2 separate regions of the Homo sapiens genome follow, and region 1 is linked to region 2. Evidence: chromatin loops called from intact Hi-C (ENCODE). Cell type or tissue: B cell. All regions are shown on one strand. Links, peaks and the distances in the headings refer to the core of each region. The heading gives the core; the rest is flanking DNA.

What was found. Peaks named below come from ENCODE experiments on the same cell type or tissue, not always from the same donor. Only the 100,000 strongest peaks of a DNase experiment are listed, where the experiment ranks them.
Region 1: a loop joins it to region 2, with 6 times the contacts of the local background. A loop is called at or near these places in 2 of 110 quality-filtered maps.

The regions. Positions count from the first base shown.
Region 1 is chr7:85,286,624-85,294,970 of GRCh38, reverse strand. No RefSeq gene overlaps it. Among named protein-coding and RNA genes, the nearest start is that of SEMA3D, 100 kb to the right of the region's middle. In B cell, for the core only: no CTCF peak of the experiment used is centred there; DNase peaks (open chromatin) are centred at 1,640, 4,490 and 5,520; H3K4me3 peaks cover 1,568 bases; H3K27ac peaks cover 5,160 bases.
Region 2 is chr7:85,227,417-85,235,763 of GRCh38, reverse strand. It overlaps a transcript of SEMA3D not described here. Among named protein-coding and RNA genes, the nearest start is that of SEMA3D, 45 kb to the right of the region's middle. In B cell, for the core only: no CTCF peak of the experiment used is centred there; a DNase peak (open chromatin) is centred at 4,983; H3K4me3 peaks cover 1,576 bases; H3K27ac peaks cover 1,278 bases.

The sequences.
Region 1 (8,347 bases), core at 33-8,032, 59 kb before region 2:
TCTAAATGAATCCATGCATAAATTAATATACAGGTAAACCCAGAGGCAGTCTGGGTAAAAAAAAAAAATTTCTGTTATCAGTTTATGAAGAAACCAATTTTCTATCAAGAACAGTGAAATTTTAATGGGCCTCAATAGTCAGCTCTTCAAAGATGTTTGTGTCCCAATCCCTTGAACATGAGAATAGTTCTATTAAATGGCAACAGGGTGTTAAATTGTAGACGGAATTAAGGCTGTCAATCAGCTGACCTTACAATATGGAGATTATCCTGGATTATCCAGGTGGGCCAAATGTAATTACAATGAACTTTAAATGAAGAAGGGAGAAACAGAAGAGTCAGAACCAGAGAGGTGGCACTAAGACAAAGACTCAACTAGCCATTATTTGCCTTGAAGATGGAGGAAGTAGTAAGGAGCCAAGGAATTCAGGGGGCTTCTAGAAGCTGGAAAAGGCAAGAAAACACATTTTCCTCTAGAGTTCCAGAAAAGGTTACAGCTCTGCTTAGACTTTGAATTTTGTCCAGCAAGACGTATTTCAGACTCCTGACTTCCGGACTATAAAATTATACATAAATGTTGTTTTAAGCCACTAAATTTGTGGTAATTTGTTACAGCAGCAATAGAAACCTAATATATATCTTTCTGCATTTCTACGGGCTCTTCTCCATGCCTGTATTCATTCCTTCAATCTATAAATATTTATTGAGTTTCCACTCTGAAAAAGCCCCACTGGTTTCTGAGGAAACTTATACTTCTTGGCTTCCTGGCTCTAACCCTCTCAGCTTGGTAAACTTTTACTCACATTTGAGATCATTTTCAATGTGTTGAATTGTGTCTTCCCCAAAAAAACTATGTTGAAGTCCTAAATCTCAGTACCTCAGACTGTGTCCTTTCTTGGAAATACTACTGTTGTTGATGTGATTAGTTAAGATGAAGTCATACTGGACAAGGATGAGTCTTTATTCCAGTGTGACTGGTGTCCTTATAAGAAGAGAAAAGAGAGAAAGCAGCCATGTGACAATAGAAGAATGATGCATCTACAAGTCAAGGAACTCCAAGAATTGCTGGCAAACACCAGAAGCTGGAAGAGGCAAGGAAGAAGTCTTCTCTACATCTTCTCTATAGATTCCAGAGGGTTTATGGCCAAGACGACATCTTTATTTCAGACTTCTAACCTCCAGAATTGTAACACAATAAATTTATCTTTGTTAGTTACTCAGTTTGTGATTTATTACAGCACCCTCAGGGAAATGAATACAAGTCCCCATCTGCCTGAATTTCTAATTTCAGAGTGCCATTGGCTGTTCAACAAACTTGTCTTTAAAAATCTCTCATGATAACTTACGAAAATTTGTTTTAATGTGTTATTCATGTTGTTGTAGCAATTGCTACAGTTAGCACAGCACAGATTAAAACACCCAAAATTTTGAGTTTGCAGCAAGCCAAAGAATGAACACACAAACAGATGATTTCACTCATGTGTTAATGAACTGCCTATGTAAGCCTTACAGTACCATTCAAGAGGGAAACCAAGTGAAAGGACATGTCAAATACTCTGCCTTAACACACATGAGTTCTGTTCTAGTGAAAAAAAAAAAGTAAGTTATGTTTTGATGAAAAATTAGAGGCATTGATGCATTTCATCAAAATTGAAACTAACAATTGGCAGCTTAACCTCAAAATCAACTTCCTTTTTTTAATTCAAAATTTTCTCAAACTTTCATTTTGACAAAAAAATGGCTTTGTAACTACCTCTGAATATTAGTATTTAATGTAAAGTTGATTAAAAACAGCAGCAGCAATGCTATGAAGTATCTTTCAAAACCACTATATCCCCAGTATTCACTCCTTCTAACTAGCATTTATTGTATATGATTTGTTTAGCAATTAATCATTAACTGCTTTGTTAAATGTCTTGTACTCAAGTCTTGTTTTTCATTTGTGAAAAGGCATATGTCCCTGTCAAAGTTAGCAATATCATTAAGGCAGTGAGTAGTTCCTGCAATTATTGTTAATGCCACCTTAGCAACCCAAGCAATCCATAGAGTTAGTCACACATCAATGATTAAAATGCTTTGTAAATTCACCTTTCACACCGGCATTGCATTGATTTAAAAAGAATGTCTAAGTACAAAGAAAAACTACTTATTTATAAAATGATAGGACTAAATCCATTTCTGTTCCATGTTAATACATAAAATTAAAATTAGAGAAGGAATTTGCATTTCTTAATTTTATAGTTAGACTAAAATATTTTATTGGAAATATTCCTTTTAAAAACTTCTAGCTAAATACTTTTCCAAAAAAATGAAATTTTAAAGATATGTTAATGGGTTATAATAAATAAAAGTTATAGTTGCTGTAATGAAAAGGTACTATAGTAAACCAGGCTCAAAAACACAGATTAATCAAGCTCTGTTAGTGATTATTTACTCTATTGTTTTACTACCATATATGCTTGAATAGGCTACCTTATTATTTTACTACCATATATGCTTGAATATCAGTACTACATTCATACTGAGTTAACATTAATTGGATAATATAGCAATTAAATATATATAGTTATGCATATTACTAATTTTAATTTATTTTCAAATTATGTGTTTTATTTTCTCATAAGAAATTGATAATTTTCATACCATATTAGTTTGCTAGGACTGCCATAACAAAGTACCACAGATTAGATAAATTAAACCACAAGTATTTATTCTCTCACCATTCTGGAGACTAAAAGTCTAAGATAAGGTATAGGTAGAATTGGTTCCTTCTGAAGGCCACAGGAAGAATTGATTACAGGCCTCTATATTTGGTTTGGAGATGGCCATCTTCTCCCTGTGTCTTCACATGCCTTCTCTCTATACAAATCTTTGTCCAAATTTCCTCTTCTCACAAGGGCACCCATCCAGCTGAACTCAGGCAAACCCTAATGATCTCATTTTAACTTAATCACCTTTGTAAAGATCCTGTCTCCAAATTCAGTCATGTTTGGGGGAAGTTAGCACTTCAAAATGAAATTTTTAGAAGCGGGAACACAATTTACTCCATAACACACACAAAATTCACAAATCAATATTTAGGAGACTTCAAGTAGCCATAACTTCTTTGAACTTCATAAAAGCAACAATTTTTTATGCTTGGTATACAGTGGCAGTTTTATTAATTCTGAACATTTAGCTATTTTTTTTTCTGAACTACTTTGGTTGTTACAGAATAGTGAAAACTAAGAGTACCACATTTGCAAAATACAAAATAATAGTATTTAAGATGATAGGAATATTAATGAAATACACAATAAGAAGAGTTTATACAGCTTTATAATTTTCATACTACAGTTTTCATACATCTTGGTTTTTCAGACTTTGAGATGAACAAATCAAGTTAAAAAGAACCCCAAAGTCTGGTCGTAAAAGCAAAAATAAACTGTTTCATACTGTGATCCAAGAGCATGGATCCAACAGGGAGTTCCTTGATCTTCCAGAAATAACTATTAACCTTAACTTTTTAAAGCTTGGAAATCTATTAGTAAATGTGTCTGATAAAAACCAAAATATTTCTGGGAAATATCACATATTAGTTTTCAAATCTTGCATGAGTTACATTATTTGATAATAGGACATCCTTGCTTGACAGAAAATGTAATTTCTTTAAGAATGAGAAAGCAAGTAGATTTTCAGTGTCTGTAAAAACAAGAGACTAAGTAGAATTTTCCCTTTCCTTTTTTGTGGGGGAAAACCAAAAAGGAAGCTAAAATCACCCAACACAGCACATCCAAAGATGTTCTGGTTTTTTTTCTTCAAAATTCATAAGATACTAAATACACGTATTTAATATGCACATTTGTGTAAATATGTATTATTAATAAAAATGAGACAAATAAAATTTAATTATTAATCAGATAAGAAAAAGTAAACAAAAGATAGCAATGTGAGGATTGTGTTATTTTGTCATTTGAGTTGATTTCAGAAAACTTGAGATCGGGAGATGGGGGGAAGAAAGGGGAAAAGTTTATTTCTTATAAGAAATAGTCTGTATTCAAAGTTGTAAGTTTTTTTTGTCAGAAATTCACCTCATTAAACAATTCAAATTTTAATCCTTCCTATGTTCTTAATTCCTAGACTTTCCTTAAAATGTTTTTTTTTAATGGTCTGAGCAGTTAATCGAATGCTTATTTTCAGATTTTACACAATTTCATGAATGACAGTGTCCAGTAGAGCACGGCTATTTCACTATTACTTTGAATCCATACACCAAAGAAATTCCAGACATTTCATTATCTTCCACATTTTTTTGAGAGTTGAAACGTGAAAGTGAGATGGAAAGATGGACAGCTGAGGAAGAGTAACCGTAAAAGAAGAGGCAAGCTAAACACAATAAACCTAATCTTAAACACAAATGCACACAGCTGTGCAGTTTTCAGGCCCCAGAAAACCTGTCTCTGTGTAATGCAATATGAAAGAAAAACATCCTTGTTCTTGGAGGCAACTTCTCCATTTCTTGTGCTTTCTTATTTAAATAACCTTAGATCACAAGACACAGGATACACTTAAAAGTACTTCCTCCTTTTCAATGACCTTTCAGCTCTGAAAGGCCAGGTGAAAAAAGGAAAAATATCAAGATGTCTATTTCTAACTCCAACTATTACCTTTTGTGGAGAATGTCATCTTCTTTGAGAGCCTATAAAGGTGAAAAGAAATGTATGCTAAAAAGTACCAATATATATAACTGATATATTAAATATTTGCAGTTTCATGGAAGTCCTTTATCTATTTAAATAAAGTTAAAGAGTGCCTAATCCAGAAGATATTCAATGTTTATGAAACACATTAATGAGTGAATTAATTAAAATGTATTTTTTCTACCACTTGGAAAATTTTATGTCAGATGACGAATAAAGTACATGGAAAAACTGTGTATTTTCTAGGTAAATGAAGCATGAATGAACAAGATATTTAGGTTTTAAAGGTCTTTATATCAGAAATTTTAAGCTGTCATAAAACGAACTTACAGGTAGTGAATGGTCTAGACGTTCAGCCTGAAATAAGCTATTTAACTTAGTACATATCCTGCCTGCTGTTGTAAGCAAATTCCATTCATTGACCTTCTTTTCTACCACTTTTCCTATCAGAAACTGAATACCTATTTGGAAAATGAGAACACATGAACCACTGATTATGACTGAACCTGGAACTCATTCCCACCACCTCCATTTCTGAGCAACAGAACATAGAAGAGCCCCACTAAAAACCACTAATCAAGGTCCTCAAATCCTTTGCATGGGAGCTCCAGCCAGGCAAGCCTAGGAGACGTATTGAGGTGCTGGTAGCCAATGCTCAGGAAAAAGAATGACTTTTGGGTATTTGAAGAATAGAAAGCTTCAGTAGTCACATAACAGGTTGATGTGGGACACACAGATGGGGAAGAAACGGAGGTAGCTGATTCATTCTTGTATTTTAATGCCTATCTGCCCTTTATCTCATGTACCCGGGAGACAGCAGTGCTTACCAGAATGCTAATGACTCTTTTATTCCTTTTTATGAACCACAGGAATCCCCTTTCTCTATAGCTCATCACCCACGTGCAAAAAAAAAAAAAAAAAAAAAATATGTACTTCCCTGCTCTAACAAAGAATTCAAACACACTTTTGCTTACTCTCTTGCACTTTGATGTTTGAAGCAAACAAAAAAGAATTTGTTCTCTCAGAGTAAATAACAACTAAAAGTAAAGAAATAAACGTAAAACTTTGCCTGCCCTCCTGCCTTCCCAACTTTATTTTCCTGTAAGCCTTCTAGGAATAAAAGAAAATAGAAGGTTACACATTGGTGCTGTTTGTCTTGTACACAAAATGCTAAAGGACTTTCATCTGCACATATGTGGAAAACCAACTGCAGTTAACATGGACATTTCCCCCAAAGGGGCAGTAGTTAGAGATCTGGATATGAAAAGCTGAGAAAAGCTGGAGGATGGACAGTGAGGGAGAGGCTAGGGGCTGAGGATACACTTAATACAAAGACAGTGACGTGTACTTGAGGATGCTATTTCCATATTGGCTACAAAAGTACTCCTCTTCCACCAGGCTTAGAGCAAAGTAAAAAATCAAGAAGTAGGTCCGGTGACATTGATAAGAGGAGTGATAGGTAAAAGGAACTGCCCGGAAAAAGTGAGGAATCAACAGAAATAAATGTCTGCCCATCTGGAAGTAGAGTTTCAGTCCCTACTTAGCCTTTCTAAGGGCTGTTTATTACTGGATTTATGTAGCATGATAGTTCAAATAAGAATTGTTCCTAATGGATCTGTTTTTATTTTACATTGGTTATTCGTTCATAAAGAATGAGTAGGTTATTATAAAGAAATTCTGTATTTAAAATGTCTGTAAATCAGGTAAGTGAATATGCTAAAAAATACCAAGTTAAATTATTAATGCCTTATATATAGTACTGATGTAAAAACTGAGGTAAAGACTAAAAAATAGACTTTTTCAAAGAAGGGATGAGATTAGAATTCCTAATCTCTGCATTTTCAAAATATGGCTATTATATAGCCTTCTTTATTCCTAAGTTTAAAAATGAGCCTAAAATCTCTAAAAGTCATGTTCACATATAACAATAATGATACAATAAATTAAATAAACTTTTTAATATAAAAATCAGAAACTCATAAATTATGCTATTTTGTTTGGTTCCTACCAGTATTAAATACATTTTAAATTAGTTTGCAGAGTTACGGGCACGTCACTGAAAAATATGGTAATTTGTCTTTATTATGAATTATTTTACCAAGAACAGCTGATGTTTTATAGAAACTAGTTCAACATACATTTTGAGTTAAAAAAAATAACTTGATACAATTATAGAAATCATCCAGAATCAAATCACAATTACCTAAACTCCTTAACTAATTATTTTTTCTGATAATAGACTGGAAGTTTTCACTCCAATTTTCTATGAGGGCTAGGCTTTCAATTTTATTTTATAAGAAATGTACATGAATGAAAATGTCATACAGTGGCATTTGCAAAGGTACTAGAAAATATAATTTATAAGACTATTTGTTTCTCATTTAACTTATATTTCAAAAAAATTGGAATTTTTATGTATTCTACCATCACGTTTACTTGCAATTTTCCAGTAATCGTAGGAGATCCTCTTTAAAAGTCTACAAAATAATGAGGCTAAGGACACCTCTTCATTTGTATTTACAGGGAAATTAATTCTTTAGAATTTGCATTTGTCTTTTTAAATGACAGCAGATTTGTCTCAAGTGTGAAATCACAAATTTAAAAGTTAAAAGGCCTCTGGAGTGCAAGACTAGCAGTTGTCCCTTGATGAGACTACTGACAATGACAGCAGATGACAACCTTCAATACAATCATTGTCATGTGTTTGCATGTGAAATTTATGGATAGAAGTTTTAATTCTCCTCTTCTATGGTTGGTGTGGTTTGCCTTCTAGAAAAGAAGCAATTGTTATCAGTATGTAACTGAAGTCTCTAGGATATGATTACATACTTAAGACATGAAGAATTGGAAATGCTTTCAGCAGTCCCCAGGGACGAGCTTAGGGTTGTGACTGATCAACAGGGTAACTATCCTGGTTATAATCCTCACATTACATTCCAGAGGAAAGGCATCACTGCACCTCTAGTTTTCTTAGTTATATTATTTATGACAACAGTGAAGACTTATACTAGTATTAACTGGACAACTGTATACAGATGTGTCATCTAAAACGGTTAGCCCGAGGCGGTAAAAATGTGTCTCAGTCTCACCATTCATCCAGCAACAGCTGACAATTTGGCAGCAATCTGTGTTATGTTAAGATTTCCTAGTATCCCTATTTGTACTGTTGCTTGAGGAATCATATGAGAGTAAAAAACATGTTTTGCAGAATACATTATGAAAACAATCATAAGGTATACGTCTATCATTAAAAAATCTTGATGATGTTATGCATGCATATATGAGGAATAAGAAGGAACGAATCAATGTCTGGGTGACAAGTTTCATACATGGCTGAAATTTTTTTCATAAGTTTGAAATGCATGCTTTTTCGCTGTGGAAGTGGAATCACACCTTTGCCTTGCTTTGCACATTTTTAAACTACTGACACATGTTTCAGAGATGTATTGCTTACTCTTCCCTTAATAAGAAAAAAAATCCTGGTAAATAGTCTAGCGAGCATAGAGAATAAAATAACTGGAGGCCACATACAGCAATTTTTAGTTTTATAGTTTATCTTTGGATCGTTTCAGTCTTCTGTATTTACTGGATCTGCCTGTGGAAAAGTCTGTTAATCTGATGGCCAACGTGTTTGTTCTGAGTCACTGATTAAGGAACACTGATGTGAGC
Region 2 (8,347 bases), core at 144-8,143:
ACCTACATAGTCACCATTTTCACCTTCTGACACACACATTATTCTAGGATAATTCCTTCACTTATGCTTAAAAATCATGACTTCTATTTCTTCTAAAATATTTTTATGAATATAAATTGCTTTATCTTTCACCCATATTATACATTTTACCATTTCAATTAGCTCCAAATCCTTAGCTGGGTTCTGTTCAGATATCAAGAATAAAGAAAAATTATTCCCTTGAACAGAGATCCTCCTTTAAACATTACCTTCCTTTTCCCTCTGAGAAATAATAATTCAGTTGATAAGACTTAGTTATATGGTGAAATCAGCAAACTAATGATCTTTTTTGTAATGTCCACTAATCAGTGTTCTAGATCTTTTTCTGAAAAATTAGATTTTTAAATTACTGATGAATAAGACAAGAGCACCCAATATTTGCCTTATAAATACCCCCGACAACATACTTGGTAAGACACTCAAATTCTGTTAGACAAGAATTGTTTTTACACATTCAGAACATACCACTATAAGAAAATTTGGAAGAGAAATAATGTGTATATAAGTATATATATGTTTTCTAATAGTAGCAGAGTTGTGATAATCCCAGACAGAAAATTTTTCTAGAAAGGGAAAATAATACCATACACCAACACTATTATTCTCTTCCTTACTATGCCCAGAGGTGCTACTGAGCAGTGCTAGGACAGTTATATATGGCTTCTCTGTCTGAAGATCTTGTTGGGGTTAATGACATACACACCTGTGTCAGCTCCAGTGCAAACTGCTCACTCCCCAAGCTGCTGAGAAATTCCTTAAGAATCAGTGTTTATCTGAAAGCCCGAGGGCCGCTAGCCAGCCCTGGTTGAGAAAGCCTGTGCTTAGACATATCTGACAGAAATCTGGGCAGCGATGCAAAGGGACTCTTCCTCCTTTTCCTTATTTTTCAGTTTGTTTTGCCAAGCTATAAATCCTAAATGGAATAATTAAAGTGAATAATACTATTTGCTTCATTATTTCTTGCAAACTGTCAAGATCATTTTAGTTCCTTTAACACACCTGTTATTTTCTTTTATCATTATTCTTTGGAAAACTAATTTTACACTGGATATCTTTTTCTCTCTATGCAAGATTGAGAGTAAAAAGTTTTCACTTTATAATCCTTTCATAAATTTTTCTGAGCTTTTATTGAGCTTTTCTGAGCTTAAAAGCTCTGTAGGTGCAGCCCTCAAGCAACTGCTAGTGGAGATGGCTCAGATGTTTGCTGGTGAGCAACTCCAGTACAGTGGTCATTTGCAATAGGACCACTGATCTCTCAATCTCTCATTTCTCTCTCAATGGCTCTGCTTCACAGCTGCCTTCAGTCTGGCCCGAGGAAAAAATATTCTAGTGGACAGTATGATAGGAAACTACTTTAGTTTCTCTCAGGAAGTTTAGTGTCTTTTATCTCTTCCAGCACTTTACTGAAGGTGCATCCAGTTCTGATCTCTTTCTCGCAGTCTTCAAGTATTGCCCAGGGACACTACAAAGATAACAGATAAAAATTAGTTATTAAGCCCTTCATCTTGGCAGGTGGCCTTTCTGGGGGTCTCAGGGAGCACACCCACTCTGCTTCCAAAACCCTGAAAAGCTTCAGTGGAAGCTGTTTTGTTTTTATGCTGGAAACAATAAAGAGAAACATTGTAGACTGCATTCCTCTTTACCACCAAAAACTTCAGTTTGTAACCTTAAAAGTCAAGAATACATTCTCTAACATTATCAAACTAAGGAAACTAAACATTGATAAAATTATATTGTCTAATATGCTTTCTTCATTCAGGTTATAGACAGTTATCCTGATAACATCATTAATGGCATTTTCCCCTGATCTAGACCCAGTTCAGGCTCTTATGTTGCTATGAGTTGCCATGTCATTTTGGTCTCTTTTAATCTGGAAGAGCTCCAAAACCTTCCTTTGTCTTTCACAACGAAAACATTTTTGAAGTTTGGCATATTGTTTTGTAGGAGAAGCTTCTATTACTGTTTTTATTCTTGCTTGTATTGGTATCTCTTATTCAACGTTAGCAATCAGATAAAACTAGTAAAACCAGACTGATCTCCACATGCAAAATGATTACAAGCACCATCTTTATTCACTTTCAACACCACTATTAATAACAACAAAGTACGGGAGGGCAGGAGTTCCACAAGGAGACTTGCTGTCCAGGTAAACATAATGTGAAGGCCAGACTAAACTGAAGTTCCAGAGTACTTATCTGTCTACTCATCTTCTGCTCTGTGCTTTCTCATGAGATTATCTAGCCTAATCACATATGTGCAGTTTCCTTGCCTTCTGGTAAGGATTTAGAAGTAAGGCAGTATTACTCTCTAATTCTATACATGGAAACTTACTCAAGGCTACTCACACATTCGAACTTGATCACTGGAAACCAGTTTCATTTGAGGGTACTAATCATCTCAAAGGCTGAGCCATTCTAGCATTTCAACAGTGTACTCTGTTTCTTAAATTGACTTTTCATTCAAGTAACATCTTTTTTTTTTTTCATTCGCGCTAGCCGTTGTTCAAAACCATTTCACCTGGCATTGAAGAGTTTTTTCTAACATCAACACATTTTTTTCAGTAATAGGAAAAATGATTTCCTCAAAATAATGTCCTCATGATGAAATCATATTTACTCCTTGGTCAGAAAATATGTTTGACACTGAGCAGAGGTCTACCGTTAAATTTAATAAGTTAAATGTAGATTTTCTTTCCCTTCTCAGGGAATGAAGAGGATTTAAAGAGGATTGTGTGATGTTGCTAGAGGGTAGGGACAAGTTTAAGGATGATTTTCTATGTCTCTCCCTCTCCATTCAGAAATAAGGACTCATAAAGGGTTAATGGCCAGGCATATAAACGCATGAAGTTGCATTAGAACCACAATTTATTTGGCACACATAGCACAGCAGATATTCCCAAGAGAGCTAGTTTACTTGCTTGTTTATTTGTTTCAATAGATTTCACTTTTTAGAAAAGTTTCACATTTATCTAGTTTGATTTTAAGGAAGTCTCTAACCTCCACCTGTACACTCTTAGCTAGTAGTTATTCCTACTATCAATATTTCAGGAGAAGCCTAAGTCTTTCAGGATCCCCTGAAAAAAATGATACGACAATAAAAGAGAAAAAGAGATTATTGCTTCTCGTTTAGGGGTGCTATTTTGTCCGCAATAAAACTTAGTTGCACAAGATTCACAAGCTAATGATGCTTGTTTCACAGTCCATGTGCAGGAGGATATTATCCCAACTTGCCCAAGCATAAATACTAAGATTTTCTTTCTACACTGCCACCACCTTTTTTACGGAAATCTTTCAATCATTTGTTAGAGGTTCTTACAAATATCCTGAATTATTAGAAAAACAGAGCAATTCAGATGAGGGTTAGCCAAGTGTTCCAGACTAAGTGATTGTTCTTCTGGATGATGTAATGGTGATTTGCAGACAACTTTCAATCCTGAGCTCACACCCCACAACAATTAGTCTTACAAAGCTAACAAGCAATGACATAATGGCACAAAAAAATATTGGCCTAGCTTCCATGTGATTCCCCAGCACTGATAGGCTGAGGGACAGTTAATTTCTGAGGCCAACTCACTCCTCCTCCCAATGCCAAATGCACTCATTTTTCGTAGCCAACACTCCTGCCTCCAGATCATATTCCTATATCTGTTTTCTGTCCCAACCCTGGTAATCATCCACTTATTTCCTAGTCCATTAAATAGAGTGGGTGAATCTTTTTCGTTTTCACTGGAATTCGACAATTTTTGCATAAACTTTATTTTCTACTTTCCTCTAACATTCTTTTTGATATACAGTGACCATATTTTTTAAGAAAAAAATGTTTTTCCTCTTTTTACTCTGCCTAAAACAGTACCACTTTTCCCTTAGCCAATGTGAATGCCTCTAACTGACTTGAAGAAAGTTTGTATGAAAAAAAAGATGGAAAAATGCAAAGAATACAATCTTAACACATGTTCTTACTGTATAAGAAACCCCAGGCCTGGCGCAGTGGCTCACGCCTATAATCCCAGCACTTTGGGAGGCTGAGGGGGGCGGATCACAAAGTCAGGAGATCGAGACCATCCTGGCTAACACAGTGAAACCCTGTCTCTACTAAAAGTACAAAAAATTAGCCGGGTGTGGTGGCAGACGCCTGTAGTCCCAGCCACTGGGGAGGCTGAGGCAGGAGAATGGCGTGAACCCGGGAGGCGGAGCTTGCAGTGAGCCGAGATCGCCCCACTACTGCACTCCAGCCTGGGTGACAGAGCGAGACTCCGTCTCAAAAAAAAAAAAAAAAAAAAAAAAAAAAAGGGAAAGATTGGTTTTACGAGAAGGGTTGGAATAATTCAATGATGATTTGGAGATTTCAACACTTGGATGCTTTCTAAAAAACATACAGCAGTTTAAAAAAATAAAGAATGGAATATCCATTTCAGGAAAATTAATGATTAATTTGTCATTGTGGATGTTGATTTGTCAATAATCATAATATATCAAGATGGATACGTACGATAAAGTAGACGCTACAGCATAGTAAAAGGGTTGGATAGAAAGGAAGAGAAAGCCAAAGATAGAATCCTGGCACTGTCTACTTTTAAGACAGAGAAAGGAAGAGACCTGAGAAGACACAAATGAAAAATAAAAACAAAAAACAGTCACACTGAGAGAACTAGAAAAGAACGTTTTAAGAAAACAACATCTACATACCAAGAAAACACATTCCTCAAAGACAAGAAAGTGTAAACTATTACAGAAACTGAGCCCCAAGTGTTCAAGAACTGGGAGTAAAGCCCACTATTAGAGGGAAGTTGGTGTTCTTGTTGAGTTTGTTGGTTTGGCAACTGAGTATGAAAGGCAAGCCAAATGGGACTATAAAATGCAATAAGCAGGTAGAAATTACTCCATTATGTTCTTCGACATGGAGAGGAAGCAGACTAGTTTAACGGTTGCATGAGGAAGTAGAAGGTTTGAGAAAGTAGACGACATTTTAATGCATGGATGAACTAAGCATACATTCAGGAAATGAGCAAACAGCCAAGTAAGAGAGGAGATCTAAAGACCATGGAAGAAGTATAGATATTAACAAATTAAAATTCAAAGTAAATGAGCAAGGAGGATTCAACACATTAATAGGAGATATACTTTTAATAAGTAAAACTGGAAAGATATCGAGGAAAAGGGAAATGAAAACACTTCATACTGGACGACTTCAAGCTCTACAATGTAGGTTATGAGATACGTTGACTGTTTTAGTGAGGGTGAGGAATAATTGTAGAATATAAAAATTATGTGAAACACTCCTGGAACTGTAAACACTGAGGATCCTTGAAGGATTGATCCCATGTATATGCACTGAATCCAAAGTGCAGCTCAAAATCAACAACACAGAAACATGCTGTAGAGATATCCCAAGTTGGATATTGGTAAAGTTGGTTAAGGTTATAGTAAGTGTTCAAGCAATGCCATTATTGAAAAGGCTGGTCATAAGCAGAGGCATGTGATTCTGGAAAGCCTCTAAAAAGCTGAGTGAAGAGTGGCTGAATGAGACACAGAGAAATGTCATGGTAGCAAAAATCTGATTCAAGAGAATGGAAGAAGTGAACAATGTGAAAAGGAGAGTATTGATTAAGATGTAGAAATATGGATATAATCAAAGCTATTTTGCTGCACATTTATCTGGAAGTAGTAAGAGATTGACAAGGCACAAAATATTCATTCTAATTGGATGTCATTAAATAAACTGCAGAAGAAAAATGTGTGAGAGTTTTACCATTCAAGAAAACTTAGTTTTATTTAAAGCAGTTAAGAAGAGTTTTTTTCTTTTATTTTGAAAAGCAGAAGTACATTGGAGCTTACTTACATTTAAAAATAGGTTCAAAAAGATGGAATGAAAAGTAAGTAGAAGGCTGGCAAAGTGGGTAGTTGAGACAGAATGAAGAATGAAGAACAGGAAAAACAGAAGCAAGGGATTAGAAATAAATTGGATCAGACATGTTAGTAGAGGGGAAAATGCAAAATATGCAAAATGTGCAAAGTTCTATTATTAGAAGGGAATTTGTATCTAATCATTTCCAGTGTTTCATTTTGAATGCTGCTAAGATAAAATGAGACTGAAATTTTATTCATTTTCTTTGGTTTTTCATCAAGGGCACTTAAAGTTACACTCATATTAAATTTAGACACTTGTTAACAAACAGTATATGTAATTTTTGGAGTTTAGCCATAATGTTTTTATAAAAAATAGTTACTAGAGCCATGACCATTTTTGTAGATAAAATCCAATGGTGTAGAAACCCTAATTTCATGAAATGCTCTTATTGAATATGTAGAATTTTTAAAATAATTTTATTGAACTAAAATATTCAGTTATTGGAGGGTATTTTTAAAAAAATAGCAATGGACCAAGACAGTTTTTTATTAATGTAATCTTTCAATTATATTTTTAAAAGCATTTGCAGTACTCTGAGCGAGATGATATCAGAATCTAAGACAAAAATTTTGTCTCATAATTTTTTGAAGTTGTTTATCTTCTGAAGGCTTACAATTACATGTAGTTTCAAGATTTCTAAAATATGGTGTCATATATTTTCTTTTTATTAAACATGCAAAGGCTCCATTTTACAACTTAGTATATCTTCTTATGGTAAATAAATACAATGAAAATAAGAAAAGCAGTTTTCAGAGACAAGGTGATAAACTGAGGTTTTATTTTACTTAGGACTGAAAGAAAAAAAATCATTGAAACAATGTCTAGAAGTTCTTTCACTTTATGGAAACTTACAGAGTATGCTGTGCTAGGTAAAGCATTTTATAAACTGGGCTACTTAATTGTCCTTTGGGATTACCAACATTGTTAAAAAACAGGCCACAAGACAGAGACATTAAACGGGTTTTATTTGTTGTTGTTTCTTTCTTATCCCAGAGCAATGAATTAAAAATGTGTTCATGATTTCTTCTCTCTATGTCTTTTTCATAATTCTCTTATGACTTTCATGAGCAATGAAATCACAAAATAGCAGTTTTAAGATGGCATAAAACAATAAGAAAAACAGATGAGATAAGATAAAGGATGAGAAAAATTATGGATTACCAACTCTTTTGTTAAAAAAAATACAGAAAATGTGTGTGATCAAGGAAGGAATACGATCAAGAGATTACACAAAGAAAGAACAGAATTTTGACTCTATGGCCTGGAGGGCAACAACATAGGTTATCTGATGAGATTTCCAGATCTGACATTGGAAGTAAATATTAGACCACTGTGTACCAGTAGATATTTGTGAAGTCTTACATATCTCTCTTCCTATCTCTGATTTGTTCTGTTTTTTAATAAACATACCATACCGCTTAGTGAATGATAAAATATTTTTTAAAAAATGAAAATGAAATTACCATTCGGAAAATTGGCATAGTGTAGAAAATATCTGAATGGTTGTGTTTCTTTCGCGATTTTTATCTGCACAGTTTGAAATTATTTAACCATGACTTTGTAGTGTGCAGAATACTTACTGGCTTTTCATGCAGATGTTTGACAAGAAAAACAAGAATAGAAAACCTCAAAATATCTGTCAGTATGACAAACACATAAAAAGTAAAAGATACACAAGTCACAGTTTTAAGAGAGATGTGTCATTTTTCATCATAAAATTTATAAAAAGTACAGTCTAACATTGTGCTTTTGGCCAATGTCATATACTTTGATAACAAATATTAGAAACTAAGATTTTCTTAGTCTCTATACCAAGTTGATCAATATAAAAATTAACAGAGGAAGCAAGAACAATTTATTATTTTCTAAATTACTTGAGTCATATAATTATTGCCAGTGTTAATCTTTGTTCCATTGTGATTCGCCATGGAAAATATGATTGACCACAAGGAGTGAGAGATTTTTATAATATTGTACGAACAATCTGGAAGAAATTGCACTATGATTAATAAGGTCCAACTTAGAAAATTTCTTCAAAATGAAATAGTACACAGAATTCTAACTTATGAAATTCATCATACATTTGTTTTCTACTAAAAGAATGTAATTTTTTCTGCAGACCTGATATTAAATATATTCATACATATATTACATATATTTTATATATTTGTCATGCATGTTTTCAAATTAGATGCCATGTATTTCAGTCTGTTTGTGCTGCTATAACAAAATACTATTAACTGGGTAGCTTATAAACAACTGAAATTTATTTTTTGTAGTTCTGGATGCTGAGAAATTCAAGATTAAGGTACTGGCATATTCAACATCTAGTGAGGGCCTGTTTCCTGGTTCATAGATGGTGGCTTCTGTCTGTGCCCTCACATGTTAGAAAAAGCAAAGC